Regions from separate parts of the Homo sapiens genome. Here regions 1, 2, 3 and 5 are each linked to region 4. The links are chromatin loops, found by intact Hi-C in ENCODE. Cell type or tissue: heart left ventricle. All regions are shown on one strand. Links, peaks and the distances in the headings refer to the core of each region. The heading gives the core; the rest is flanking DNA. Region 1 overlaps EEFSEC (eukaryotic elongation factor, selenocysteine-tRNA specific). Region 2 overlaps GATA2-AS1 (GATA2 antisense RNA 1). Region 3 holds the start of RUVBL1-AS1 (RUVBL1 antisense RNA 1). Region 4 has its middle 32 kb from the start of LINC01565. Region 5 has its middle 37 kb from the start of DNAJB8-AS1.

Evidence for each region. A loop is a pair of places that touch in the nucleus more often than their neighbours do. Peaks named below come from ENCODE experiments on the same cell type or tissue, not always from the same donor. Only the 100,000 strongest peaks of a DNase experiment are listed, where the experiment ranks them.
Region 1: it touches region 4 in a loop (3-fold over the local background); 31 of 110 quality-filtered maps call a loop at or near these places.
Region 2: it touches region 4 in a loop (2.9-fold over the local background); 20 of 110 quality-filtered maps call a loop at or near these places.
Region 3: it touches region 4 in a loop (4-fold over the local background); 28 of 110 quality-filtered maps call a loop at or near these places.
Region 5: a loop joins it to region 4, with 12 times the contacts of the local background. A loop is called at or near these places in 79 of 110 quality-filtered maps.

The regions. Positions count from the first base shown.
Region 1 is chr3:128,165,132-128,171,065 of GRCh38, reverse strand. All of the region lies in intron 1 of EEFSEC (eukaryotic elongation factor, selenocysteine-tRNA specific), which reads right to left. Among named protein-coding and RNA genes, the nearest start is that of EEFSEC, 15 kb to the right of the region's middle. RefSeq lists a silencer at 2,766-3,060. In heart left ventricle, for the core only: no CTCF peak of the experiment used is centred there; no DNase peak of the experiment used is centred there; H3K27ac peaks cover 912 bases.
Region 2 is chr3:128,495,632-128,501,565 of GRCh38, reverse strand. The region is part of intron 2 of GATA2-AS1 (GATA2 antisense RNA 1); the gene reads right to left. Among named protein-coding and RNA genes, the nearest start is that of GATA2, 5.4 kb to the right of the region's middle. In heart left ventricle, for the core only: a CTCF peak has its summit at 3,534 (motif pointing right); DNase peaks (open chromatin) are centred at 3,548 and 3,815; H3K4me3 peaks cover 1,037 bases; H3K27me3 peaks cover 3,486 bases.
Region 3 is chr3:128,072,635-128,078,568 of GRCh38, reverse strand. RUVBL1-AS1 (RUVBL1 antisense RNA 1) reads right to left here and starts at 2,759. Exons shown (of 2, transcript NR_046645.1): 1 at 2,490-2,759. It also overlaps a transcript of RUVBL1 not described here and the pseudogene RNU2-37P. RefSeq lists silencers at 1,162-1,261, 2,603-3,042, 3,053-3,102. In heart left ventricle, for the core only: CTCF peaks have their summits at 2,591 and 2,808 (motif pointing left); DNase peaks (open chromatin) are centred at 1,763, 1,868, 2,148 and 2,818; H3K4me3 peaks cover 2,325 bases; H3K27ac peaks cover 836 bases.
Region 4 is chr3:128,605,379-128,611,312 of GRCh38, reverse strand. No RefSeq gene overlaps it. Among named protein-coding and RNA genes, the nearest start is that of LINC01565, 32 kb to the right of the region's middle. RefSeq lists an enhancer at 2,506-2,685 and a silencer at 2,696-2,895. In heart left ventricle, for the core only: a CTCF peak has its summit at 2,776 (motif pointing right); DNase peaks (open chromatin) are centred at 2,792 and 3,391; H3K4me3 peaks cover 1,071 bases; H3K27ac peaks cover 712 bases.
Region 5 is chr3:128,423,640-128,429,573 of GRCh38, reverse strand. It overlaps a transcript of EEFSEC not described here. Among named protein-coding and RNA genes, the nearest start is that of DNAJB8-AS1, 37 kb to the left of the region's middle. RefSeq lists enhancers at 1,528-2,086, 3,165-3,364, silencers at 2,775-2,824, 2,855-3,164 and a cis regulatory region at 2,612-3,292. In heart left ventricle, for the core only: a CTCF peak has its summit at 3,081 (motif pointing left); a DNase peak (open chromatin) is centred at 3,003; H3K4me3 peaks cover 413 bases; H3K27me3 peaks cover 1,484 bases.

The DNA.
Region 1 (5,934 bases), core at 597-5,596, 440 kb after region 4:
GTGGACAGTTTGCGATTGTACAGCTGGGTCTCCAGGGCTGGGAGATGTGTCAGGAAGAGGAGGACACACATCTGTTACCAGAGTGCTTGCTAAAGTGTCCCCAGATTGCCTTATGAGATAGATTTCAAGATAAGAGGAAGAGGGAAAGATTCAGCTGAAGAAATCAGACCAAACATAACTGACTCTTATCTTTCCTAGAAAATATTCATTCCTCGAAAAGAAACTTTATTGGTTGCCATAACAAGTTTTCTTATTATGTACTTTTAAAAACTTTTAGAAACTATTAACGAACCTACAAAAATGACTAAGTAGTACCTCTTTTTATCTAGGAAATCTTTGCCAGGAAAAGAGATTCTATTTGATTCTAGAGGGAAAAAAAGCAGGGAGTTAGGGGGATGCCAGGTTGCTGTTTCTCAGACAAATCCTCAAAAGTTGGCAACATGCCCTTCTTTCTGAGATCCCCCAAGCTGGGGGTGTTGCTGAAAGTATTATTTCCTCTAACCTATGGGCAAGGTTCTGTCACCAGAAGACCAAACTGGTATCCCAAGAAAGCTTTTTTTTTTTTTAGACGTGGTCTCACTCTGCCACCCAGGCTGGAGTGCAGTCTCATGCCTCAGCCTCTCAAGTAGCTGGGATTACACACGCATGGCTAATTTTTGTAGTTTTAGTAGAGACGGGGTTTCGTCATGTTGGCTAGGCTGGTCTCGAACTCCTGCTTCAGGTGATCCACCCACCTCCGCCTCCCAAAGTGCTGGGATTACAGGCGTGAGCCACCGTGCCCAGCCTCAAGAAAGCTTTAAAGGATGTAAACTACTGTTCCCTTGTGAAAGAATTTGAGAAAATCAACAGCAGAAAAATATGCATGCAAGTCTGAGGCTAGGCCATGCCTGCTCAACAGGAACCTCGGGCCAGGCGGGGGAGGCGGGGCGGGGGGTGAGGAGCTGGTCTTCCCTACAGTGAGTGTCCAGTTCTGGTTCTGAGGTACAAAAATTATCCCAACATCTGCACCCACGCCTTCACACTTCCAGGCACAGATCAAGACTGACCAAGTCCCATGCCAAACTTGTTTCTGGAGGAAAAAGAAAAGGCAAAATATGCCGCCTGCCCCACCGCCATGCATTGCCTTCAGCCCAAGAGGCAGCCCCGCAGGAAAGGGGATGGAGGGAAGCATGAAGGGCCTGTGCTCTGTGAGGCTATGCAGGGAAAGGAGCACTGACCAGGAGTGAGACGAGGTCTAGGTGTCAGGGGAATTTTATTTACAATTCTATGATGTTAGATACTTAGTATCTCTGATGTCTAATTCTTGAGTTAGTGGTTCAGGAATGTGTCCTTAACCTCCATGTGGCATTCAAGTCATAAGCAGCCAGTGGGCCAATGTTTAATGACCAAACACAATCACAGAGTTGTGAAAAATGTCTAATTCACTTTCTGCCAGGATTGCCTGCCAACGCTGATTCCACATCAGCCCATCCCTCTACCATGGAAATAAGGGGTTACAGTACCAGAAATAAGACTAAGGATGGATAAAGGCCAATAGGATAGCCATAGTGAGACCAGGCATATCCAGAAGGCTGGCCTGCCTTCTTCTGTCTCACCGTGTCCTATTTCAGAATGATAGGATGTGCCACGCTTATCTTTCAGCAAAACTGGGACTTCCAGAGAGTCCAGATATATGCATCTGTCCAAATATACCTGCAACACCAGGTCTGCTGTGTGAAAACCAGCTGATACCCTCTCACTCGTAGCTAGCCCCAGGAGATGTCCAGCCTCAGGACCCTCATGTGTGCTACACCTTTGGTCTGGAACACCTCCCAACATTCCAGGGACGGGCTTTTGTGCCACAGTTTAGCTTCAGCTTTATTGCTTCAGAAAGGCCTTCCCTGGCCTCCAAACTAAAGTAGATGCCCCACATCCATTAGTCCCTATCTGGGCATCCTGTCTTGTCCTGCTTAGCACTTACATAATTTATAATTCCGCATGTTTTATTTACTTCTGTACCATCTGCCTCCCCAACTAGACAGGAAGCTACATGAAAGCAGAAGCCACTTCTGCTTTGTTGACCACTAGAAACTCAACCCCTGGCAAGCAGTAGTTGCTCGGAGTTTGTTGAATGAATTAATGTCATGATCCACCTTTCCTTCTATACCATCTGAGCTTAAGGAATAAGGTCGCCTAACCAAATCTTCAGGACACTAAGAATCCTGGGAAAATAAATCAAAGAAAGCCACGGAACAAGCCAGATGTTCAAACAACTCTCAACCTGTCGCAAAGAGTAAGTGACAGAACCAGCAAGGAGATGCCTGGGGAGGTACCAGAGGGCCTCCCCTCTTAGGGTCCAGTTTCAAACACTGCACACCCATGACAACAGCCTCGAAGCCCCAGGGGGCCTATGACTGTGACATTTCACATTTATGGGTGTCTTGGGCTTCCTGTGAAAAGACACAAGAAGAACTAAAGGGTGAAACTGGCTAGCTGATGGAGGTGAGTGACCTGGTCTACAGAGGGATACTCACTCAGAAAGGCTCAGGCCAGCACCAGGACAGCAGCAGAGCAAATCTCTACCCTCTTGCCTCAGGGAGCCTTCCTCTCTCTCCCCAGAAAGTTTTTTTTACCATGCAAGCACTTGGTAATGGTATATGGAGCCCCAGGTTCACCTCTGGCCTCCCAGGTTCTTAGCAACCTGGCACTCCAGGAATTTTACATTCAGGAGGAACTCTGGACCCAGAACTAGTGATCAGAGACAGTGACCTCTTTTTGTCATGTAGTCAACAAACCCTGGGCAAAGCTGTGGCCTCCCACTGGACAGCTGGCACATTCCTCTGCCTCTGGAGGGCCTCTTCTCCCTTCACCCTCACAGACTATTTGCAGAACAATTACTGGCATCAGCCACAGGCTTGCATTACGCTCATTTCCCCATCCCCAAGCTCTGGGGCAAGTTTAAAAGTGCTCGTCCTGTCTCAGAGTCAGGTCTGAATTAATACCCTTCCTCAAAAGAACTCCAGTAGCAAAGTGAAAACAGACGCCCTAGACAATGCTCTTTGAAAGCCCCAGCAGGGACGACTGGTGACAATGCAGCCCTGGCTCGAAAAGAAACCCCAAGGTTAAAGGTTCACAGAGGCAGAAGAATTACCAAAGTACAACTTTGTTCAAATTTCCTCCGGCAGATTTAAACAACCAGGGTCAAGCTGAAGATTGCCGGCAAAAACCTATGAGACAACTCAGCCCCTTTGAACTGCATGGAGAAAGGAAAATATACGATCTGGGAGGGATCTATGTTATAGCTTTTAAAAATGTTCTTGAAAGGGTCACCCCTGTTAACTCAAAATCAGAAGGATGTTTGAGAACTGCTTCTCTAAAACAACAGGGCCGCTGGGCCCTCACTGTGTGCGGTGAGCTGCACTGAGGTCGCCGTGTTCCCGGCATTAGTGTGCTGACCCTCTGTGGGCCACGAAATTAACCATCAGCATGGCAGAAATCTGCTATGAGTTAAACTACTTTGCTACGCAAAGTGGCCTGAAAATGAAATATGAGGATTGAATTTCCATTGAAAGATTAACTTGTCTAACCTCAAGGCAAGCTTCCTCCACTGTTGAACTCTATTTGGCCAGTTGTTTAAAGCACCATAAGAGCATGGGTAATTGGTGCAGGCAGTGGGAAATGACCTCTTCATTCATTCATTCATTCCGATATGCATGCACCAAATATTTACTCTGTACCAAGGCCTGTCCTGGGCCCTCGGACATACAGTTGAATGCTAACAGGCCCCTACCCTCAAAGAGATCAAGTCCAGTGGAAAACATAATCCAGTAAACAGAAAAGGCATAAGATGGGGAGAAAATGAGATCATAGGGGAATGTGTAGGATGTTACAGGCCCTCAAATGAGGGTGACCTAATCTAGCCTGAGGAGGGTGGACAATGACCCTTCCCAGAAAAGTGCACGTAGCCAGAATATGCAGCATGAGAGAGCACAGTCTGTCTGTCCACAGACCTGCATGTGGTTCATTCGGCCTGGAGTCCTGAGATCTCAACCCCTCAGGAGGGGCCTCGTCAGCCAGCTAAGACTTAGTTAAGCCTTTATGCCAGCAGAGAGCAAACAAAGACTTCTACACAGGGAAGTAGTTTTTAAACTCTCTTCTATCCCTATACCTTCTGCGGGGGGTTGGAATCAAGGAGACTATGTGAGGGAATGCTGTACTCATCCGGCCAGGAACTAGCAGAAGCCTGTCTTCAGGTCGCAGCTGTGGTGATGGGAAATGCAAAGACAGAGAGCAAGCAGGAGGGAGAAGGCGTGGTGATGGATCCAGAGGCAGGTGAAGGAGGAGGACACACTGAGGAGCAGTTCAAGGGCCGCACCTTGGGAGAGTGGAGGTGTCCTTCACTAGGAAGGTGAAGAAGCTGAGAGGGTGGAATCTAAGGGCCTGTGGTAGTCACCCCAGGCCAGGACATCTCAGGAAGATGACAGTTCTTATAACCAAATCACATGTAGGGGACAGCTCAAACCCAACTCTACAATAGGGACACAGAACCTAGTCATTCCTCAGTCCATCCAGCCCTGCGCTGTCAAATACAGCAGCCACTAGCCACCTGTGCCTATATAAATTTAAATTAATTAAAATTAAATAAAACTAAAATTTCAGTCTTTAGTTACACTAGCCACAGTGCAAGTGCTCCAACAGCCATGAGGCTCGTGGCTGCCATGTTGGACCGTGCCACTGTAGAACATTCCTATCATCACAGAAAGTTCTGCTGGAAAGTACTGATCAAGCCACTGCAGAGATTTTTTAAAACACTGTTTTTTCCAGCCAAAGTGTCTGTCAGCCCTCTCTGCAAGGGCTGGGTGCTGATGGGAAACACGGCTGTGCTGTAAGCACCTCAGGGCTCCCTTCCAGTCTTCCTGTGGTCTACTTGTCTGTGAGGTCAGACAGCAAGTGCCGAAGAAATGGAGTCCTTCTTATGTAAAGTCTTTCCTCTCTAGAGCGTAAGTTCTGAAGATCATCTCTGAATGTCCCCTGGATCATCTTTTTAGAAAATAGAGAATGCTGAGAACACAAACCCGAGGGCCTTTACTGTTCATGGCGAAAGATCCTGAAACTCACCTGGAAATGACCACAAACAGGGCCATTTTTTCCTCAAGTGCCACACCGTCATGTATCTGGGAAGACTGAGCTCTAGTGCCAATGTCAAATGACCAAGGACAAGCCACTGACCCTCTGGAGCTCTAAGCAACCCAAATAAATCTATGGTAAGGGATGTAGCCACCAGGCCAAGCAAGGCAAGTTCCTGCTGCCAGACAGGGCAATGCTAGCAAATTTCAAGCACTAATTTTGAAAGAAAAAAGTCAGGTTTATCTTTAAGCAGCACCTGTGCATGGCACCAAATAAATATCCTCAGGAAGTAGGTTAGAGACAAAGGAAATTATTTTAGTCTTCCTGAAGGCCTCAAGACAAGAGAGGAATCATCACAACACAAGAGATATGGAAAGAGGGAAAGTCAACTTCTCTCTCAACAGCAAAAGTTGTTTTTTCTCCTGCCAAGAGAGGATCACCCACATTAACTAAGTCCTCCCTACCCACCCAACAAAGGCCACTTCAAAGCAGCAGGAGCCTAATCACACAGCACAAGAAAATAAAAGACCCAATTAACAAAAGACAAAAACTCAAATAATCGAGGGGAGAATAGAAGCAGAAATCTCTATTTTTGACAATTTGATTTATATATAAAGTGTTCCTCAGGAGCCACAATTTTCTATGGAAGCAGGCATGTGCTAAGGTCTGAGAGCAGCTTCTGGGCAAAGCCAGGGCCTCTGAAACAGAGCCTGGCACTGGCTACTTGTGCGCCCTGCAGCAAACTGCCTACTGCTCAGAGCCTCATTTCTAGTAGCTGAGCAATGTAGATGGAAACGCCTCCCTAGGAGACTGGCTGGGAGGATGCAG
Region 2 (5,934 bases), core at 567-5,566, 110 kb after region 4:
AGGGAATTCTTGTTTCTTTATGTTTTAGCCAGCGGCTGGAATTTTCCCCCAGCTTTTCTTCCTGGCAAACTTTTTTCCATCTTTACTTTGTAGTCAAAAAGTTTTCATTGTGCATTTTAATCTCGTTTTCCTATACAGGATATATATATGTGTGTGTATGTATGTGACTGTGTATATATTTCTCCATCTATCTATCTATCTATCTATCTATCTATCTATCTATCTATCTATCATCTATCTGTCTATGTAATTTCAACAGGAATCAAAGGGTACACCATGAAAATCTTTCTCCCATCCCTGTCCCCAGCCACCCAAACCCAGGTCCCAAACCCAGGTAGATGTCAACCATTGTTAACAGCTTCTTTTGTTTTCCATCCAGAGAAATTCTGTAAATATGTAAGCAAATGTATATATTTTCTCTCCTTACCCCAGTTCTTAATCAAGTGGTAACACATCACTGTCATCACTGTACTGCACCTTTATTTTCACACAAATTCTATCTTGGGATAATGCCGTATCAGTATGCAAAGAACTACTCTTTCCTTTTTCTTGTCCTTTCTTTCTCTCTCTCTCTGTTTTTTTTTTTTTTTTTTTTTTTGACAGTGGCATAACCTTTCACCTGTAGACAAACATCTTTTGTTTCCAAACTTTTGCCATAATCTATGAGGCTGTGGTGAATTTCCTTATACATTTTTCAGATGTAAAGCATATATATCAGATGAAGTCCTATGAGTGGAATTCCCAGCTCAAAGCGTAAATGTATTTGTATGTTTGACAGCGTCCTGTTGCCCACCCCAACCCAAGAATGCATCAGTGGACGCTTGCCCCAGGCCGTCTCCCCCATGCCTTTAGGAACATAATGCATTATCCAGTGTTTTGACATTTGCTAATACCAACAGGTATAAAATGGTATCTCAAAGTGTTTTTATTTTTAAAATAGCCTTATTGTGATATAACTGACATACTATAAAGTTCATTTGTTTTAAAGGTACACTTCAATAAGTTTTAGTAAATTTATAGGGTTATAACCATCACCACAATCGAATTTTAAAACACTTCCTTCACCCCAAGTATCTTGACATGGGTTAAATTTTCATTTCTCTGAGTGAGAGTATGTTTTCATTCATTTAAGAGCCATTTCTATTTCCTTTTCATTGAATTTTCTGTTCATATACTTTGCTCTTTTTTTTTCTATTTTTTTTTATTGATTTGTAGGTACTCTTTATATATTATGCTTCCAGATTAGTGTAAGTGCCTGTCCTCCAAAATTCACCCTGTGGTTCCAATTCTCACAGGCTGGAATTAATAGAACCTGTGGATGGGGCTGCTCCTTTACCACACCGTGAGGTGCCTGCACACAGTGACCTTATTTGATTTTATTCCATGTCCTCTGCTGCCTAGCACAGGGCCTGGCCAGCATAGATCTCTGCAAGTAAGCCTGGACTCAGCAGCGGTCCACCTATGTTCTTTCTTCCCTCAGCATTCTTCTCATAATTTGTGGAGATTTTTCGATCTGTGTGGTGAGTCATATCTGACTCCTCCACTGGACTGACTGCTCCCTGAGGGAAGGTACCATGGCTGCTTTGTTTGCTGCTGTATATCTGGGGTCCATGACAGTGTGGCCTAGCACATTATTTAAAAGTGCTGATGAGATGAATTTATTAACTAATTAATTACTAAGTGGTTTACAGTACCTGGAAGGAGAAAGATATTGGAAGGTTACAGAGAAGGAAAGCCAAAACCAGCAGAGCCACAGCACCTGGTATTTCCATGACGGGCACATCCCTGAACCAAGGGCCTGAAGTGGGTGGGTGGGAACCCTGGTGCACAAGTCCACAGGTGGTAATACTGCAGGACTCTGCCATCACATTGCCATTCAGGAATACAGTCCCAGGGTAGCTCACCTTACAACTTTTCAAGAGAAGCTCGAAATGACGCTCTTTATGTGACATCTCTCACTTCGAAATGTTGGTAATGATCAGTCACTGCACAGGCCCCCGAGACTTGGGCTGCCAATTTGCAAAGCCTGGGTTTACAAAACAAACCTCTTTTTAAATGCAAGCTCACACCTAATTCTGCCAGTAATCCTGGGGGGAGGTGGACAGAGGAAGACCCTGAGGCTCAGAGTGGAAAAATGACTTGCGTACAGCCACCCAGCTGTACGTGGCTGGGTATGTGTGCAGGGGTATGTGTGTGCGGAGGAGATGGGGGGAGTCCCGACCCCCTGGCCTGAGCTGTCACACAGCTCCTCTTCCAGGAGGGAATTGGGGCATTTCTGAGGGAAGTGAAGCTAATTCTCAGAGCTCCTGGCCAAGGAGTTTGTCACAAGCCTGCCTGCATGCTTGGCCTGACACCTCTGAGTCCCTTCCACGGCAGAGATGGGGAGGCTGAGCTCCCACCTGGAAGCCCAGCTGGGCTGCGGCCTTCTCTCCACTCTCTATACCTCGCTGTCCGTCCGTGCCCCACGCACAGCAATTAATCACCACCGCCTCATGACAACTCTGGTATAATTATCTTGTATTATGAGTGAAGTCTCACCAGCAGGCCAGCCCTCCCTAGAGAGGCCACGGCTCCCTCAGAGCCGGGTCAGATGTGTTCTCCGCCCCCATGGGCACAGCGGGTGCAGGGATGTGGAGGGGCCTCAGTGGTTCTCTCCCTCCATCCCAGGCCCCTCTGGGATAGGGGCAGGTTGGTGGGGCTGGAGTGGCTGCTGAATGACTTCCAAAGTCATGAGGGGAAGGAGGAGTTACCGTAGTGATAAAGAGAAATGACAATGATGAAGGCAGGTGGCTGGGCCCGTCCAGCCCCCTCTAGTCCTCATTCCCTCATTCCCAGAGTTGCGACTGATGCCAACCAATTGTCAGATATGATTCCAGTGGCTGAGCTGTAGCCACAAGCAAAACAGGAACTCCCTCACCTCCAAGGATCCTGGTATTCTAGAGGGGGAGTCAGACAACACACACACAGGGGCGAGACTATTTCAGACTGTGTTAAGCACTATAAAAGAATGCATAGACAGAGAAGAGCAGGGGACAGGGGAGCAACTTGGCTCTTGGAGAGTGACACTTGAGTGGAGTCAGAATGCATTCGGGGTGGAGGGGACAGTAGACTCAAAGGCCCTGGGGTGGGAACACTCTGGAACAAGAAGAGAGTCATTGTGGCTGCAGTGAGGAAGAAGGAAATCAGGTCTGAGAGGTCAGTAAGGGCCACTACATAGGTTCTAAGAGTTTGGCTTTTATTCTAAATTCAGTGGGATGCGTTCTCAGAAACGATTTTTTTGCTGCCAACTAAACTGTAGCCTTTGGCAGTTTGCCCCCGTCTATAATTTCCTGCCCATCCATCCATCCATCCATCCATCCCTCCAAACATCCTTTCAAGAAACACTTATGGAGCACCTACTGTGTGTTAGTCTGGCCCTGGGGAACAGCAGTGACAAAGCAAAGCCCCTGCTCCCAGAGAGCCCGCCTTCTGGAGGTAGAGACCCTCACCCCACCTCTTCTGCACGGGCACCGGCTCCGCGGACCCCACCCGAGACCCCGCCGCCGCCAGGTGGCGCTCTGCGCCTGCGCTTGGGCAGCAGCCGGGGGTCGCCGGGCTGGGGCCGGGGCCGGGGCCGGGGCAGGGGAGGGGCGGCCGGGGAGTGGGGGCGGGGCCCGCGTCGCAGGTTGTGTGACTTTGGGTTTGACCTGCCTGGAGATGAGCTAATCCCGCCGTATAATAGACTCTGGGGAGATAGGGAAAATGGCTGCGGCGCTATCTGCGTCGCCATGGGGACCATCGCGCGCGCGCGGGCGGGGCGCGAGCCTGGAAAAATACAGCCTTTGTCGGCGGCGCGTGTCACTAACGGCGCGGGGACCTCAGGCGGCGGGCTCGGGCTTCCTTGTCCCAGCTGCAGAGGCTCTGGGGCTCGGACGCCCGGGTGTCCCCAAACTCCGCGGACGGCCCCTCTTCCTTCCACACTCGCACATTCCGTTTTGGTCAAGAAAGTCTCCCGTGACACAGCACGTTCCACCCCGCCGCTCTGGCGTCTGTCACACCGGCACACACCATTCCCTGTCGCTTCCCCAGCCCGGAGTCCACCCACGCTGGCACACGGACAGGCCCCGACGACTGCCCTTCCCCGTGCCCCTCTCTCAGCTCACCAGGGCACACCTGGGCAGAGATACGGCAGGACACACACAGCCTCACGCAGACCCAAGCACACCCCAAGCACGCCCGGCGGGAGCGGTGACACTTGCATGCTCATCCCGGTAGGCACAGGTAGCTTGTGTGCCCCGAAACACAACGTAGGGTGGGCACTTGCATGCACACAGCACATCCACCCTAGTGGCCTCCGGCGTGCTCCCCTAAACAGCCACCTCCAGGGCAGACACAGTGAGGCACTCGCAGGATGCTCATCCGCTGCACTCGGACACGCGGGCTTGCATTCCCATTCCTCCACCACGTGTCCAGCCACCCTGGGCCGCATGCCTGCCCACAAGCTTAGTGCAGCACCGCCTCCTGTGTGAACCCTCCACCCGCCTCATCGGCCGCCTCCGGACACAGCACAGACGCCTGCCATGCGTGTGCATGGATGGGCTCGCACACCTGCACTTTTTTGTGGTACACTTGTTTGACACACCCGCACAGTTGCATCGGCGTTAGCCCATGCACTGGCACACCCACGTGTCCATCCAAACACGCCGGGCACACCGGGGCGCACACTCAGTGGCCCCGGCAGGCAGGCGAGTGGTACGGGCACGGGGAGCCCGCGTGCCCCCAGCAGAGGGCTATCTGCCTGCCCATCAGCGCTCGGATCTGCGGTGGTAAATGATGCATTCGATGGCGGGCGCATTTGTTGTGCGCTCTCTGAAAGGGCTCCGATAATCTGGAAGGCAGAGATAAGGAACACCATTTATTCCGCGGCACTTTGGAAACAATTCCCAGCCCTGTACAACCCCATTCTCGGGCAGCCTCCGGGAGCCGGGCAGATAACGACTGGCTATTCATTATCTTCGCCGGGAACAAAGATTAGCCGGCCGAGATGAAAAATTACCCCGGACAGCGGCGCAGCCCCGCGCGGAGCCCCCTGCCCGCCACCACCGCCCGCGCCTTGGTGTCCCGCCCTGCCCGCGGCCCGCAGCTCATGCCCAGCCCATCCTCGCCCGGCGCCCGGCCTCCCGCGCTTCCTTCGAGCTTGGCGGCTAAGCCCTGTCGGCCTTTCCATCTCAGTCTGTCCATCCCATCCTGCCCATCTTTCCTTTGCGTCCCCACTCTTCTCTCTGGGGCCCTTCTCACGTCCCTCTTCTCGCATTGGCTCTTTGCGCCTCTCTTTGAATCTCTCTATTTTTGTCTTATCTCTCTGTCCTCTCTTATCTCTCTCCTGTCTCTGTCCATGTCTCTGTGGTTATCACCTTCTTTGCTTTTATTCCCATCTTTCTGACCCTTTCTGCCACTTTTTAGTTGTTTATTTCTGTCTGTCTCCAAGTGTCCCCAAGCTCCAGGCCTGTCCCCACCAGTGCCTCTTCCTCATTGTTTTTTTAAAATCTGTCTTTGGGCCTCCCATCTCTTTCCCCACTCCTTGTCTCTCTGGATCTTTCTGTCACTGAATCTCCATTTCTCTTCATCCACCCCACCCTGAGGGCCCCACATCTCCAGGCCTCATACCTCCTGCCCTCTCAAGGCTGTGAACCTGGCCACAGACCAGAGACTGGAAGGCTCCAGCCAGCTCTGGCCTGGCCAGCCCAGCTCCGCCCAGTAGGCAGGAGGCAGGTGGGGTGGGGAGGTGCAAGGCCTGGAACCCCCTTTCCAAGGAAACAAGACAGAAGTAGAAAAGGCCCTGTAGGCACCCAGGCCCTGCTCCTGTGCTTCAGACAAGCTCGCCCATGCCCCTCCCCAGTGAGGCCCAGGGCCTTGGGATCGGGTGGTCCCAATGAGGACACCTCATTAGAGCAG
Region 3 (5,934 bases), core at 895-5,894, 530 kb after region 4:
CTCTCAGCGCAGGCTCTCTTGGGTGCCACCCAGGGAGCTGATTGGGTGGCTGAGGAGAGGGAGGGAGGAATTTTCACATAAATCCCAGCGCCCTGTCTCCTGTGCTAATGGCCCCAGAGATACTTGTGAGACTGGGAAGGGCTCTTGAAAGACGCGTCCCTGGCCCTGGCAGGGAAACCACCTTGTGCCCTGCCTCATTTTCTCAGTGCAGATACCTTCTTACTGCCACATGTCTTAGGGTTGCACCTGCCAGATTGATTGGTAGGATAGTTTGTTTTTTAGGACTAAATGAATCATGCTGTCACACCAGAGAGTGACTTCTTGGTTAGCAAACCTTAGCCATTTGTGTAATAAAATGGGGGTACAGAAGGGGGCTGGGGTTGCACTCCCAGTCGACCTCTATCCCTCAGAAACTGGCCAGCCCTGGGCAGAGCAGCTGGGGTACCCCAAGAAGGCCCTGCTCTGGAGGGCTGTGGGCAGAGGAGCAGTGGGAGGGGACCCAGGGGTTCTGGGGCTCAGCAGGGCATGGTATTGATTGCATTTTCCTCCTCTGTGTGGCCCTTGGTCCTAGCCCCATGAGTCTTTGGTTTCCTGGTGTGTGAGTGGGAAGTTCATATCCCATAGACCCATGTGAGGACTTGGTGAAGTGACCCACATGTAGCTGTATCAGGTACCCAAGAGACTAAGAGGCAGTAAAGAGTTCCTGATTCCTGGCCCACTTGGAAAGAGGTCACAGTTTGTCAAACTGGAGGAAGCAGCCTGCTAGGCCCTGCCCCTCCCTATCGCAGACAGCTGGCACTTGGAAGGACCCTTAGGATCCCCCTGTGTTTGGAAAAAGCCCTGTAGCCCAGAGGGGCCAGCACTGGCTCAGGGCCACACAGCCCAAGAGCAGAGGGGGTAGCACGGGGCAACTGCCAGAAACAACGCACTGCTTCTCACTGGGGCCCTAGCATCCCATCCTGGGTGAGGCTCAGCTAGGGCTGAGGCAGCCAGAGGGGGCGAAATGACCACCCCCTTGTCCCAGCCAGTGCTGGTGTTTGTCAGGTCAGACCTGCTCTCATTTGGTGTCTGGGAAAGAGGTCCCTCGGGAGGTAGAACAGTGTTCACCCCCTTCATCCGTGGTCATCCATTCATTCTCCACACAGAAGTTCCTCTTTCTTGCTTCCTCCAGTATGCAGCCACTCCCCTTCCATTTGTTCTGGGGAGAGCAGGCCATAAGAGGATAGGGGGTGAGGGAGGCCTGGGCAGGGGGGCTGGGGAGCTTAGGGTGCAGGGCGGGCCACGCAGCAGGGCCCCGGAACTGTGAAGGGGTGGGCCGGCCACGGGGGCTGCCTGTCGTCCCCTGCTGCCCTGCCGCCCCTCCCGTCACTTGGCGGCAGGCACGGTGATTAATGGCCAGGCCGTGCGGGCTGGGCGGCCATCAGCGCGCGTCTCGGCGACGGATGCGGCTGTCAGGCCGGCCCGGCCCGCGCTGACCCCCGGGCAGGGGCCCGGCGCGATCAATGGGCGGCGCGCAGCGGGCGGCGGCTGGGCCGCCGCGATAAGATGGGCCGATGGGCGCCTGCCGATTGCCCGCTCCGTCACCCGCCGTCACCGTCACCGTCACGCCGCCAGCACGCAGATCAGCGCCGTCAGCGCCGCGTGATTAATGGGGACGCCGGCAGCTGCGGGGAGGGCGCGGGCATGCGGACCCCGCACCCAGAGGGACATGGTGGGGTGCGGGGTGCGGGCTGGGACGCCGCACACGGCACGCTGCACTTACACTGGAGCCGCATGCAGGGAACGGGGGACACGGCGGGATGCGGGCTGCAGGTCTGGGGCACACGGCGCAGGTTTTCACGGGGCTGCGCGCGCGCGTGTGTATGTAGTGGGTGGAGGTCCCGGTGCCACCGTGACACAAGGGCCTGAGTGACTTAGGCCTGAGGGGTGGGGGGAGGAGGGACCACACCTACTGTGACCTCCCCACCGCGATCCCTGCCTGGCCTAGGCCTCAGCCACCAGGTCCACCAGCCTCTTCGGTCTTTGCAAGCCTGCCCACTGTCCCAACCATCTTTGAGAACCCAGACTAGACGGTCAGGACCCCGACCCAAAACCCTTCCACAGGTCCCATGGCTAAATCCCAGGTTCCCCACCCTCCCGGCAGGCCCGCAGGAATGCCGGCCCCGCCTCTCCATGCCGGCCGCCCCCCTGTGCTCCTTTAGCTGTCATCGCAAGTGGTCCCGTCCCCCAGAGCTTCGTCCCTGGGTCGGGTCATGCTGTTGGGGACGCCCTGAGCGCTCTCAGCGCACCGTTGGCCCTGCTCGCTCCCCACCGGGTGAGGAGGGCAAGAGCCGGCTTCCCACCCCCCTCCTCCGCGCCAGAGCGCACAAATCCCCACTCGAAGCGACCTGCCTCTGAGGCACTGCCCCTCCAGAATAGCGCTGGTCCGCCGGGACCCACTCGGAACTCGGGAATCGGGAGGGAGAGGCTCGCCCAACCCAAATACCCACATGCCGCCAGGGAGGAGCCGTGTGCCAGGTGTGCAGAGAGGGGGCCGGAGGGCTTCCCAATGCCAGTGACAGGAGCGCAGCAGGGACAGCCGGGCGCGAGTGTGGGACTGACCCGAAGTCCGAACTGCCAAGGAGAGCGAGACGAGGGGAAGGGGGGGGCCCCGGCTGGGTGGACTGGGGCCTATCCCGTGGGCAGTGGGGATCTCAGGGCCAAGCGGCAGCGGAGGCAGGACCAGCCACTCTCACTTTTCCCCTCGAAAACCACAGCGTTCCAGGGCCGCGAGGCACCCCGCGGGAGCTTGCGAGGACACAGCGCCCCCGTGTGGGCGGACGCGCACAGAGTCGCGCCCGTGGCGTTTCGGGCCCAGGCTCCGCCCCCGCCGCGCTGCCCCTCCCCCCATGGGGGCGTGGCCAGGCCTAGCCCAGGGATCCGAGATTCCAAGTCACACCCAGCACGACTTGGGAAGTCGCGACGAAAGTGCGCGACTTCCCAGCAAGCGAGGTTGAAGTCCCGGCAGGCAGGGAGGAAGGCGTGTGTCCCCCCGTGCATGCGGGGAAGGAGCAGTGGGGGAAGGCTGAGTTGGGCTTTCAATTAAAAAAAATGTGCATACACTTAGTTTTTTGATGCAAAATTGCCAAAGGCGTGTACCGTGAAAACCTACCTCGACACCTGCCCCCTGCCTCCTGTTCCCTTTCCGGAAGCGCCTGCCTTACACCGGTGTGTTCCTCTAGAGATGGCCAGGACCTGGGTGAGGCAGCACACACTCACAGGACCTTCCCAACACTCATTATGAAACATATCACATGGAAAACTGCAAGAATTACAGGCAATCGCCTCTCAGCCTTTGGCTAAGATCAAGTGTAGTGTTCTTATCACTTTAATATCTGCTATCTGAGGACAGTATGTTAAATGGATTTTTGGAGCAGGGAGATGGAATAGGACCTTGCTCTTTCCACTCCATGCATCCACCTGGTATTGCAGTACCTCCAGGAATAGTGCACCCCCTTTGGGGGAATAAAAAAAAAGGATTGCAGGTGAGCCCCCATATCCCTGTCATCTAGGCACTGCACTGCCCATCCCCCTGTCTGCCTGCCAGTCAGTCTTGTCAGTCTTCTGTGCATTTCAAAGTGAGTTGCAGATACAACAACCTCTGTAAATAGTTAAGCATGTGTATAATTATCTAGAGTTCAGTACTTGATTATGGTTTTTTAAGTTTTTTTTTTTTTTTTTTTTTTTGAGACGGAGTTTCGCTCCTGTTGCCCAGGCTGGAATGCAATGGCGCCATCTCAGCTTACTGCAACCACCGCCTCCCGGGTTCAAGTGATTCTCCTGCCTCAGCCTCCCAAGTAGCTGGGATTATAAGCGCATGCCACCACACCCAGCTAATTTTGTGTTTTTAGTAGAGATGGGGTTTCTCCATGTTGGTCAGGCTGGTCTTGAACTCCTGACCTCAGGTGATCCACCTGCTTTGGCCTCCCACAGTGCCAGAATTACAGGCATGAGCCACTGTGCCCGGCTGCTTATGGTTATTTTTAAACGTTAAAAATACAGTGAAATGTACAAATCCTAAGTGGAGCACTCCATGAGTTCTGACTAATGAAACCCAAATCCCAGTGAAGGATATTACTATTGCCCAGAAAGTTCCTTGTGCCAATCTCTAACACACTAGAGGCAACCACTGTTAGAATTTTTTTTTTTTTTGCAATAGATTAGGTTTTCCTGCTCTAGAATTTCATGTAAATGGCATCATACAACATGACTTGTTTCTTTCACTTAGCTTTTGAGCTCCTGAATGTTGTGTGTATGGATAGTTTATTTTTTATTGCTGGGTAAAATGCCACCCTGTGGATCCACCACATGTATCCATTTGCCTGTTGATGGCCACCTAGGCTGTTCCCTATTTTTCAGCTATTATGAACATTCTTGTACAAGTCTTTGTATAGGCATATATTTTCATCTTGGGTTTCAATACCCAGGAGTAGAATAGCTGGGTGTAGGGTAAGTGTATGTCTAGTTTTATGGGAAATTGCTACACCTTTTCCTGATGTAGTCTATTAGTCACTTCCTACCCCCCTTTTAAACACAAATGGTAGCATACGCTATTGTTTCTTGCTTTCTGTATTCTTCCTTGACAGCATATCTTGGAGATTCTTCTAACTCAACATATAAAGAATGTCCTCCTAGTTCCTTTCCACAGGGAGGAGCTGCTGTAATTTATTCAGCCCCCTCCGATGGGCATTTAGATGTTTCTAGCCTTATTGAGCTGTGCTTTGAAGGATGAACAGGAGCTTGTCAGGCAGACAGCAGAGGGAACAAGGCCCACAGGTTTGACAGACACTGCAGAACCCTTACTGCTGGGGCATGAGCTTTTAAGAGGAGAGGCACCTTCTGTTCCATTTCCCCATGAGGCTCAATAATGTTTGCTGAGTGGAAAGGAGTGGGTAATGTGGCCCTAGAAGGGATTGGGGCAGGGGAGTGAGGTGGGCACTACCACTTAGGGGCACACCTGGCTCTCCAGAACCAGGCATTGGTAGGTGCTGAAGCTCAGGTTGGGGCTTTTGCTGACTCTCGGACAGTGCCACATGCCCATCCCCTGGCCCTCATCAGGAATCCGTTGCTCTTCCCCAGGCCATGGGGCTCAGACCCCTCAGAAATGAGATGGGAGGCTCATCCCAGCCTTCCTGAGGACTTCATGCTGGCCTGGCTTCAGCAGGAGCAGGCTGGGGGCGGGGTATGGGGTAGGGCATCAGCAGGTCCAGGGAGGCAGTGGTAAAGCAGCACCATGGATGGAGCGGAGTGCCAGTTGAAGCGGGTGCTGCCCCTGAGCCAAGGGCAGCAAGGGGAAGCTCCGGGGGTGGGGCCTGTTTCCCTAGACTCCTCATTCCTTGCCCCAGCTACGTCCCTAGCAGAAGTACCTGCAGGCAGGACCAGCAGCCAGACAGGGACTTGGAGTAGGAAGTGAGCCTTAGGCTTTTTGTCCTGGCTCGGGAGCTAAGTGACTTTTGGCCACACTCTATTTCCCTGGGCCTCAGTTTCTTCACCTGTAAAATGGACGGACTTGTTTCCTCCTGGGCCTCTAGTGGGGTGAAGTGAGAGCACATGTAGGAAGTGGCTGGGACAGTGCCTGCCCCAAGGGAAAAAGCAGAGTAAGCCTTACCCCCCCATCACTGTGCATTAGTTCCCTGTGCATGGGGAGGAGCCAGGTGGAGAGACACCAGGGCCTGCCATCTTGAAGCGTGCGTGGCTGCTGGAATGTGGGCTCCGTTTGCTCTCAGGCAAGAGGGGCCACGGCCACAGGTGCAAACGAATACCTGAGGCACGAGAGATGGCCTACTGCTTCCCTGGGGCAGCAGGTTTTCTAACATATTTATACTGGCAAGCACCCTGCCTGCCTCAGCAATTCACAGCGCCTGGCTGGTCTGGAGCCTGAGGCCACGTGCTGTG
Region 4 (5,934 bases), core at 385-5,384:
TGTGTGTTGTCTTTGTGGAGTGGGGGGAGGATTTGCAGCCTTTTAAGGACTTGGGAATTTCAGGTCTTGACAGAGCCAGTCTGGAAGGCCCATCTGGTGTGGCTGCTCTGAGGGACTGGGGACATTGCCCCCGTGTTTACAGAGACCCATAGTCAGACATCCATGGGCCAGGCACAGAGGCAACACAGCAGTCCTGCCCGCAGGGCCCCCAGTGGACAGGCAGAGGCGCAGATAATACAGTGGCTGTCCCAGGGTCCACAGCTGGGTGTGGGGGGCTTGAGGGTTAGAATTGGCCGGGCCCTATGCGGGGCATTTGATTCTAGTTCGTTCTATTTTTATCTTTTTCATCAGATCAGGGCACCATGCCCTCTGGGCTCGCTGCGTCTTCCTGCTTCCCAGCCCCAATTTCCCTCCCCTTTCCTACCTCCAGCGCATCTTGTGTGAGACGCATGGGGACAGGTGTGTGTACACCCTGGGGAATGTGTGGTGGGTTTTCATTTATCTGTGTCCATGTCGATCAAGAGCACATGCTCATGCTGCCTGTCTTAGTCTGTTCAGGTTGTGATAACAAATAACAACAATCGGGGTACTTAGAACAACACACATTCCTTTTTCACAGTTCAGGAGGGTGGTAACTCCAAGATGAGAGTGGCAGCAGGGGCGGGCTCTGCAGAGGGCTGTCTTCCGGGATGCAGCCTGCCGGTGTCCTCACTGTGTCCTCGCAGGCAGAAGTTGGCGTGCCGAGCCAGTGCTCTGCTATCAGGGCTTGGAGCCCAATTATGAGCACTCCTCCTTCATGGCCTAGTCACCCCCAAAAGGCCCCACATCCTGATACCATCACTATGGAATTAGGACATCAACAGGTACATTTTGGGGGGATAAATGCATTCAGACCATGGCACTGGTTTCAGTTGTCATGTAAGTCACCACTCATATATCAAGGCTAACTCATGACCCTAGATCTACATGGGGTCTGCCCTCTACCTCACAGCAGAGATGGACACCCACACCACCATCTTCCCCGTGTCTCACCACCTGCACCCCAATTACGGACACCTATGCCTCTGTCTTCCCTGCGTCTCTCAGCACTCTACAGCGAGTGACACACACACCTTCATCTTTCTTCCATGCTTCATGTTGCAGTGGAGAGGCTGGGGATTGGGAGGAGGTGCTGCTGGGGTATGGGGAGTGAGATCTGTGCCGCAGTGGGGTGGGATTCAGGAGAAAACCAGGCAGTGTCCCACCAGTTCACTTGCTTGTAACACAGAAACCTCTTCAATGGAAATGGAACCCTGTCTAGAATGCCAGACTCTCTGCTGACCATTCTCTCTGGTCAGAACTGGATCACTTTATTTGATGTAAATTGTATTTGATTTATTTTTTTCTTTTTTAAGAGATGAAGTCTCACTATGCTGCCCAGGCTGGTCTCAAACTCCTGGGCTCGAGTGGCCCTTCCGCCTCAGCGTCCCAAAGTGCTGGGATTACACGTGTGAGCCACAGCACTGGCCATAAATTGTATTTGATTTTTACAGCTACCTGTATTTAGCCATGTGAAAGTGATTTTCCACTTATGTCAGAGATACAAAGTTTCGTTTAGGGATAAATTGTAAAAAAGAATATAGGCCTGGGTGGTGGCTCATGCTTTTAATTCCCATACTCAGCTTGAGTACCGGAACCAAGACTAGTCGAGGCAACATAGTGAACCTCATTTCTTTAAAAAAAAAAAAAAGAAAAATGGCTTGAGCAGAGTGGAGCTGGATTAGCTGGAAGCTCCACCTCGCAGAGGCCGGGAGCCGGTGGCCAGGGTTGGGTTGCTGGATTTGACGCCACCTGGCTGTGTGACTGTGGAAAGGTGCTCAGCTGCTCTGAGCCTCCATTTTCCATTCATAAAACGGGGTCATATTAATTTCTAACAAGAGCGTGGTTGTTGGTGTGATCCTCAAATAAGCTGACAGCGGTCAGGTGGTGCCCATGGTCAGTACTGTGTAGGCCTGGCGTTAGGATGTGAATATGAACACGGGTGATAGGTGCGTCCTGCACATGCTGCAAGGTGGACCTGAATGCTGGCAAAACACTGATCTAGTTCAGCTCATGTTTCAGAGGGGAAATGGTCCCTTTTGCCTCATGCCACACTCCCCTGGCCACAGTGGAACCCAGTGGCTATTAAGGGGCTGTCTGGGGTCAGTCCTAATGGGTGGCTTTAGAGTCAGACGGGTCTCTGAGCCTCAGGGCCTCATCCATAGCATGAGATAACCCCTTTGGGAGGCTGAGGGAGGTGGATCATGAGGTTAGGAGTTCGAGACCAGCCTGACCAACATGGTGAAACCTCTACTAAAAATACAAAAATTAGCGTGGTGGTGCCTACCTGTAATCCCAGCTACTCAGGAGGCTGAGGCAGGAGAGTCGCTTGAACCTGGGAGGCGGAGGTTGCAGTGAGCCGAGATCGCGCTGCTGCACTCCAGCCTGGGCGACAGAGAGAGACTCCGTCCCCCCCGCCCCCAAAAAAAAGAATGAGATAACCCCATGCTCGGGGGGTGGTCATGGGACTATACCTGCAGAGCACACAGCAGGCGCTCCATAAATGCTGGAGTCATAACACCCCATGTCCCATGTGCCAGCTGCCCAGCAGCAAGTCTGGCCTCCTCCTCCGGTTCTCGGCCCTGAACAAAGTCACCGCTCCAGCGACAGCTCCTTGGCAAAGTGGGGCTCTGGGCCCTGGCGAGAGCGCGGCTGTCCTGCCCCACGCCTGCGAGGCCGGCAGGGATTGGAACCCGCGGCCGCCAGAGGGCGCCCCCGCCTAGGCCACGCGCACCTCCCGGCTGGCAGAGGGGCCGGTCCTCAGCGCGGTGGCAGCCTGGGCGCCCGCCCGCCACTACTGGGCTGTGTGTCACCCTGCCTGCCTCAGTTTCCTCGGCTGTGGCGTGGGATTCTCCCCGGGATCGCCTCGCAGGGCTGCTGAGAGGCTCGATGAACGCCAGCGGTTGTTGCGGCGCTGCTGTTCCAAGCCGGGGGTGACGGGAACCCACGTCCTCACGCCCTGGCTGCTCCCGGCTGCCCCGCGGGCCGGCAGCTTCCCGTTCAGGAAACTCAGCCTCGGGAAGGGCGGAGAAAGGTCCCGCGGCTGCGAGGAGCCCAGCGGGGCTTGGCGCCTGATGACCGGCTCCGGAACGGGCTGTTACCCCGCGTATCTCGGTCTCTGCAGCGGCCAAAGTCGCCCGCTGACCTGGAGCACCTGCAGGCCCTGGGCAGAGGACCCGGGGCCATTCCCGCAGCCCTGGCCTGGGAGCTCCGGCTTCTAGTGGTGGCTCCGGGTCAGGTCCTGTGGGGTCCCAGGGACATTCCCAGGCCGAGGTTCCTGTTCAGAGGCCACCCTTTGGCACCAGAGCCATCCAGCGCGGCCTGCGATTCAGGGCCAGAGGAAACAGCAGACACTGAGTGGCTGTCTGGCCCCAGCTTTGCAGAGCCTTTGCTTAGCCGGGAGTGTGGATGCCCGTTGGAGAGCCATGGCTTTTCCCAGCCTGTGTGGCAGCGTTGGGTGGGGCGGCCCCTCTCCTGGGCTGACCCTGAGCAAGGCAATGAGGACCGGTGCAAACTCCTCACAGCCTGTGGGCAGTTCATTAGCTGTGGTTCTCAGGTGCTTCTCATACACACTCTCAGTAGGGCACAACTTCCACGCTTCCATTTACTTATTTAGAAATGTGGTTTGGCTATGTTGGTCAGAGTGGCCTCAAACTCCTGGGCTCAAGCCATCCTCCTGCCTCGGCCTTCTGAGTAGCTGGGACTACAGGCGTGCGCCATTACGCCCTGCTACACATCCCTGCTTTAGCAGGTGAGCGAACGGGGCATGGATAGGGCAAATTCAAGGCTTCACGCCAAGTAATTGGGAGAACCTGGACTTGAACCTAGGTCTTCACCCCTCCCTGACATCAGGGAGATGGCCTTCCTGGAGCTGCAGCCAGATCCCACTGTCCCTGGCATTGTGCTGTGTCCATGCCTGTGCTACACTCCCTACCCTAACCCCCGTCTCACTCCGATTCTCCCCTCCTTCAAGGCTTAACACCTCCACAAATGCCACAAAACCTTCCCCAGTGATCCCCACAGCTACTGGTGTCCTGGGTCTTCGAAGTGTTCCTTCTTGTCTGCCTGGAAAAACTCCTATTCATTCTCTTTTTTTTTGAGATGGAGTCTGGCTCTGTAGCCCAGGCTGGAGTGCAGTGGCACGATCTCGGCTAACTGCAAGCTCCACCTCCTGGGTTCACACCATTCTCCTGCCTCAGCCTCCCGAGTAGCTGGGACTACAGGCACCCGCCACCACGCCCGGCTAATTTTTTGTGTTTTTAGTAGAGACGGGGTTTCACCGTGTTAGCCAGGATGGTCTCGATCTCCTGACCTCGTGATCTGCCTGCCTCGGCCTCCCAAAGTGCTGGGATTACAGGTGTGAGCCCCCGCGCCCCGCTGAAAAACTCCTATTCATTCTCTAAAACCCACCCCCAGGGTTACTCCTGGGAAAGCTTAAGTGCTACTTTCCTTCTCCCTCTCATAGACATGGTTACTGCCTTGCTGGGGTCTCTGTGCACTGGGGTTACAATGTTGTGATGGTATCACCACATCTGTTTATATCCAGATTCATTACAAAATGTTTCTGTGTTTTAAAAATTGTAAAAGTGGTATGGGCCTATAGTCCCAGCTACTTGGGAGGCTGAGGAGGGAGGATCGCTCTAGCTCAGGAGTCTGAGGCAAGCCTGGGTGACGTAGCAAGACCCTGTTTGTAACAACAAAGAGAGATTTTAAAAATTGTAAAAGGCCAGGCGTGGTGGCTCATGCCTGTAATCCGAGCACTTTGGGAAGCTGAGGTGGGCAGATCGCTCAAGCTCAGGAGTTCGAGGCCAGCCTGCCGAACATGATGAAACCCCATCTGTACTAAAAATGTAAAAATTAGCTGGGCACGGAGTCGAGTACTTGTAGTCTCAGCTACTCAGGGGACTGAAGTGGGAGGATTACTTGAGCCTAGGAGGTTGAGGTTGCAGTGAGCTGAGATCACACCACTGCACTCCAGCCTGAGTGACAGAGTGAGCCCTTATCTCAAAAAAAAAAAAAAAAAAATCCCAATTGTAAGAGTTAACACATGCTCATACTAAGGATCCAGACAGATCAGAAGGGTATACAGAGGCAAGCAGAATCTCCGGCTTCCTACCAGCTTCTCTTCCAGAGAAACACAGTGTTAGCAATTTCTTGTGAATTCCTCTGGAAAGTCTCCATTCATTTACAGGATGTCACACTATATTGCTTTAATTATCCTTCTCTGTCCACTGCTCCATACCTAGTTCCCTGAGGACTGGCTAGGATCTGACTTAGGTAGGTGCTGGAATCAGTCCTGGGCCGGGCTGGAAAAGATGATCAGAAAATTTTGCATGGGATAGTTTTATTCCCTCCTGACACCAACTGACCAGATAGCATGGGATCTGGTGAACCTCCTTGCTCCTAATTGGAGGCTGCCATCTCCTAGCTGGCAGATGTATTTTCTTTTCCTTATAGAATATTATTATCATTACTGAAAGATGAATTCATTTTCAACATTTAAAACCTGAGAGATATTACTTAAAAAATATAATTTTCCCATCTGGCACAGAGGTTCATGCCTATAATCCCAGACCTTTGGGAGGCCGAGGTGGGAGGATCGCTTGAGCCCAGGAGTTCAGCCTGGCCAACAGAGGGAGACCTCATCTCTACAAAAAATTTTAATAATTAGCCAGGCATGCGGTATATGCCTGTAGTTCCAGCTATTTGTGAGGCCAAGGTGCAATTGCTTGAGCCCAGGAGGTCGAGGTTACAGTGAGCTATGTTTGTACCACTGCACTCTAGCCTGGGCAACAGAGCAAAACCGCCTCTTAAAAAAAAAAAAAAGAACAGTAGAATTTTCCAGATCTCTTGAAA
Region 5 (5,934 bases), core at 565-5,564, 180 kb after region 4:
CACTGGGCCCCAGCTGACCCGGGCTGGCTGGGCAGTCTGAGCCAGAAGGGGCCGGTTGACAGGGTTTCGGGAGGCCACTGCACCCCGGGCCATCTGTTCTCAGGACCTGCTCTGCTGGTCATGCTCTGGGTCCCAGGGCCCGGGATGGGGGCAGGAGGCTGCCTTGCTTATTGCAGCCCTGGGAGCCCCTCTTCTGACGATGTGTCAGATACAGCGTCCTGCGTGTGGCCTCCCCGCTCACCCTGCCTCCACCGCGTGCCCTCACTGTCTGCCCAGCCTCCTCCCAGTAGCACTATGTTCTGCACCCATCTGGCTGTGAGATGAGGGCAGGGACCCCTTCACCACCCATATCACGAGGACACAGGGCCCAATATGTTCATCCAGCACAGACCCAGTTCCCTGGGGTTTGTCGATGGAACGAGTCAGCTGGAGGTGGTGGCTGCTTCCACCCCTGGCCAGGTCGGCCTCACTGCTGGCCCCTGTCGCTGGGGGAATCGACAGCTCCCTCCCCCAGCTTTCCAAGGACCTCAGCGGGAAGCACAGACCCTCCCAGGGACCTCCACTTTTCCCTGCCAAGACTCCAGGCTCTGTGGTGGGTCTGGCTTGTACCCCCTCCCACACAGTTCCCCAAGGCCTCAGGCCCCCCAAGTGGAGAGACACCTGGCAACCTGGACCTGTTGGAGAAAACTAAGCCTCCGTAGGGACTCAGTTTCCCTGCTGGACTGGCTGGGGCTGCTTGCCTGGGGAAGCTTCCCTTGGTCTATCTCGGGTTCAGAAGAGGGCTTGGCTTGCCAGGGCAGGGGCAAGGCAGAAGCCCCCAGGACCCCTGCCTGCTCCTCAGGTCCAGGAGGAAACCTGCGAGTGAAAGCAGACTTAGTGGGGAAACACACCCAGCCCCAGGAGGCTGCCCACCTGGCGGGCCTCGGGGTCCTGAGCCTGCGACAGAGGTGCAGAGACAGAACCAACAGGTTAGGACAGGGAGAGAGAGAAGCAACAGACACACACATCACACACTCTGGGGCAGGGGTCATGCACCGGGGCCAGGCAGCTCCCCAGGTTTCTTGGATCTGGACTTAGAATGCCAATTGTTAATGCCAAGCCCAGAATGGCTCTGGTTGTCAATTCCCAAATGGTGTATATGTGACTGTGACTTTGTGTGTGTGCACATGCATGCGTGAAGGTACGTGAGGCTCATGGGTCTGGTGGGCATGTTTGCAGAGCCTGGCCGGTGTGTGTTATGGACGAGGGACGGAGATTGCCACCTGCCTCTAGCGTGTGTCTGTATGCATGGGAGGCAGCCTGCTGGCCTCTGTGACCGTGCCCCAGTGTCCCTGGGCAAAAGTGTGTGTGATGTGTGGCCTCCCTCAGTGGCACTGCCAGAGCCAGGCTGGGAGCTTCAGTGGAGGACCTGCCCTCAGGGCCCCTAAGTACCCCTGACCCTGGCCCTGGCCTCAGACCTGGACCCCGAGCAGGAGCCCTGGCTGGCCCACATGGGGGCTTTTGTCCATTTCTGAAGTGACAAGAGACACACAAAAGGGCTTTTAATTAAATCAAAGAAGGGGGAAACGGGCCAGCCGGGCCGCTATTATGTTACCAAACGCGAAAATGAAAACTTATTTTTAAAGCTCTGGTATTAATTTGAGATTATTCAGATAGTTAATTAAAAGTGCAGCATGTGTTAAATATTATTTCAACAAAGATTATCATCAGGCCTCCATGTAATGTGATCCTTGGGCTTGGGAGCTTTATGCAAATGGCTGCAGCCAGGAGGAAGGGCCCTCAACAGAAGGGTGGCAGGCAGGCGCAGGGAGGGCAGGAGCTCCGCGTAGGCCCACTCACTCCCCTCGGGTCTGGCTCCCCCAGACACAGATGGAGTCTCAGCCAGGGCCCCCTTTCCAAGCCCTAGGTGAGTAGGGGCCTGACTGTCTGGCGGGTCTCGAGCCCACCAGCCAGTCAGCAGCAGGGCCCCATACAGTCTTCTGGATGGCACTGTGGGCCATGAGGGAGGCTGGCCACACTGCCTGCCTCGAAGACCAGCACACCTGTAGGTGTGTGTGCATGGGCGTGAGCAGGGGGTCTGGGAACAGCAGTGTGGATGTGTGTGCTCCTGACGCTGTCACAAGACTGGGTGTGCACAGGTGACGCTTGTGTATGAGCTGGGAGGCTGGCAGCGTGTTTGTGTTCAGGGTCTCTCCATCTTACCCGTGGACTCTGGCACTGACAGTCTGGGCCCCTGCATGTGTTATGAATATTTGTGTGTGGTACACATGGGCATGGGGTGGGCACTGCTGGGTGTGTGCCCATAACCCACCCTGAGCAAGTCACATCACTGCTCAGCGCCTCAGCTTCCCCGTTTGTAGAATGGGATAGGTAATAACAGTAAACGCCTCACTGGGAGAGTTGGACGGGATTACATGGGATAACACAGACATCCAACTTAGGCCTGTCCTGTAGAGACAGAACACAAGCGGCAGGTGAGAGCCATCTACCTAATTTTATATCTTAGCCACAATTTTAAAAAGAAAAAATGAAATTAATTTTCATATTTTATTTAACCCAGTAGATCCAAAATATTACTATTTCAGCTCAATACAAAAGGTGATAAGTGTGATTGTTTAGTCTCTCTTTGTCACAGAAGGCCTTTGGAAGCTGGGGTGTACTGGGCCCTGGGTATATCTCATCTTGGACGGCCACATCACCGGTGCTCAGAGCCACGTGGGGACGTGGCGGCCTTTGAGCCTAAGGCCCTGCCCCCCAGGCCGGCTCTTCGCAGACCCGGGGCCAGCGCTCTCCCGGAGAGACTCCCGGGGCACCTCGCTGGATGGCGGGGACTGGCGGGGTAGGGGTGGGGTAGCCCGGAGACGGGTGGGCCCAGGATCCCTCGCTAACCTCCTCCCCCACACCGTGCACTGGGTCCGTGTCCCTAGGTCGTGCGTCCCAGACAGTCCGACAGGTGTTTGCCGCAGTCCTGAGACCACATTCGGGCTCCCGCCCGCGCTGCGCCTCGCCGGGGCCGCCCCTGCCAGCCCTGCCGTGCGCTCTCGGCCGCTGGGCGCGGGCCGCTCCTGCCCTCTGTCGGCGCCTGGCGGCAGCGCAGTCCCGCGGCGGGCCGAGGAGGGGGCCTGGCTGGCTACGGCCCTTCGGGGCGGAATGGGTGCGTGCCCACCCCACCGTGCAAGGGCCCCACCGTTCCAGGACATTTTCACACCTCATCCCACAGGATGCTTACGGCGGGCTGCGAGGCCAGCAGCGCCAGCCCGGTTTTACAGACGGGAAAGCGGAAGCTCAGAGAGGACCTGTGACCTGCCCAGGGCCACACAGCAGGACTGCAGGCAGGGATTCGAGCTGAGGTGGGAATCCAGGTGTTCAGCGCACTTCCATGAGTCCCGCCGGGTTCAAGTGCTGGCTCTGCCCCGCGTGGCCTGTGCAGCGAGACAGGTGACAACCTCTCTGAACCTGAGTGGCTCTGCTGTAAGCTGGGGGCGACAGTAGCCCCTCCTGCGTAGGACTGCTGTGAGGATTGAACAGGGGATGACTGTAAGGTTTCTAGCAGGTCCCTGGAACTCAGCATTCATCCAAAAAGTCGCTGAGTCACAGCATAATAACACGATTCACCTACCTCGGGGCCTTGGCACCTGCTGGGCCCCCGCCTGGAAACCCTTCCCCCGGATCTTGGATGGGATGGCCCCTCTGCCTTAATCTCGGTTCAAACTCACCTCAGCAAGGCCCGCCCCAGTCACCCTGTTAGCATTGCCCTAATTCATGCCCTTGGAGCCCTTGCCAACAGCCAGATGGTCCCGCGTGTCCCCAGGCTGCCTGGTTTCTTGCCTGCTGCCCACAGGACAGGAGGGCCCAGGAGGGCCCAGGAGGGCAGAGCTCGTTCATCCTGGCCATTTCCGTCACTGGGAGCACCGCGCCTGGCCTGGGTGGGTGCCCGATGGGAATGTGTTGAGTGAAAGGTAAAATGCCCAGTCAGGCGGGAATGCAGACAGCAGCTGGGGTGGGAAACCGCGTGGCAGTAAAACACACGCCACACAACACAGACCTTCCACGGTGAGGTGTTTACTTATGGGAGAGAAGCACCGATGCTCACACAAAACCCCACAAGAGTGTTCGGAGCAGCTTTAGTCACAGTCACCCCAAACTGGAAGCAGCCCGAGTGTCCTTCCGCAGGTGAATCCATCCGCTCGTCCACAGCCACACCTCGGGGCCCTGCTCAGTGACCCAAGGAGCTGCTGGGACGTGCAGCCACAAGCATGAATCCCAAGGCCAGGAAGCCTTGCTGGAAAGTCCACACACAGTGTGATCCCACTCATGTGACATTCTAGAAAGTGTAAAACAACAGTGATGGAAAAGAGATGAGTGAATGCTGGGGCCGGGTGTGCGAGGGGTGCTTTCACAGGGGCATGAAGCATGGGGGTGCACCTGTTCTCTCTTTTGACTCAGGTAGGGGTTACACAACTGAATGTGTTTTTCAAAACGCACAGAGCTACATGTTTAAAGGGGTGATTTTTACTGTATGTGACAAACAACAATTTTAAAAACCAGTCACAGAGTCGCAGACTCTCAGAATCATGGAGTTGACCAGTCCTACCTGCTTGGTGAGAGGCCCTGACCACCCCGCCACTGCCTCCCTGAGAAAGACCACTTCCGCCGCAGTCTCCACCTTAGACTGAACGAGCTTTAGAACTGGCCCACAGAAGATGAGAGGAGTGGGGGAGGAGATTGGGGTGGGGCGGGAGACACGGTCCCGGAGGTTGTTACTTCCATTCACTTTGTTGCGTGCGTCAGTAGTTTGTTGTGGTGGGTATGGACACATGGGGTTCACTGTATTATACTCCGCGCACTTTTCGTATGTTTGAACTATTTCCTTAATAAAAATGATAAATGGCTGGGTGCCGTGACTCATTCCTGTAATCCCAGCACTTTGAGAGGCCAAGGCAGGAAGATCACTTGAGGACAGGAGTTCACAAGCAGCCTGGGGAACATAGTGAGACCATGTCTCTACCAATAAAGAAAAAAAAATAGGCAGTATGATGGTGCATGCCTGTGTAGTCTTAGCTACTCAGGAGGCTGAGGCAGGAGGATCATGAGAGCCTAGGAGTTCGAGGCTGCAGTGAGCCATGATCACACCACTGCACTCCAACCTAGGTGACAGAGTGAGACTGCCTAAAACAAAGCAAAACAAAACAAAACAAAAACCCAAAACACCCCCAAACCAGATAAGTAATACAATAATTAAAAACAACAATAAAGTGAATTCCACCATAGAACCCCACTGGCCTCTTCTGCAGCCCTGGGAAGCAGGTTACTTTCTGCCCATTGAGGAGAAGAGCAGACTGAGGCTTGGGGAGGCACCCAGCCTGCTGGTGTAGGGAGCAGCCAGCAGCAGAAGCCAGGAGGCTGGTGGGTGCTTCCTGCAGCCTGCCAGAGGTGACTCTTGGGGCCAGGTGTCTTTGGGAATGGCTGCATTTCATCCCCCAGGAAGTGTGCGTGTGTGCACGTGCATGCATAGTGTGTGTGTGCGGGTGTGTGGTGTTTCTGGGTGTCGTTTCTGTGTCTCCCGCAGCTCCAGGTCACATTCTCCCCATCACCCCCCCAGGCAAAGGGCCTCTGTTCCCTACCCACCAAGGCTCTGGTGCTGAACCACCCGCTGCAAGGGTTGCCCCCAGGCATTGGCTGCAGGGCAGAGAGAATGGCCATGGAGCATTGACCAATTTTAAAAAACAATTTTATTGAGCTATAACTTACATGCTATAAAGTTCCCCCACTTAAAGTGTACAATTCCAAACTTCTGTATGTTTACAGAGTTGTACAACCATCACTACAATCTAAGTTTAGAACACCCTGTCCCCTGAAAAGAAACTGTCTCCACTGGCAGTCACTCCCCACTTCCTGCTCCCCCAGGCCTTGGCAAATCTACTTTCTGCATCT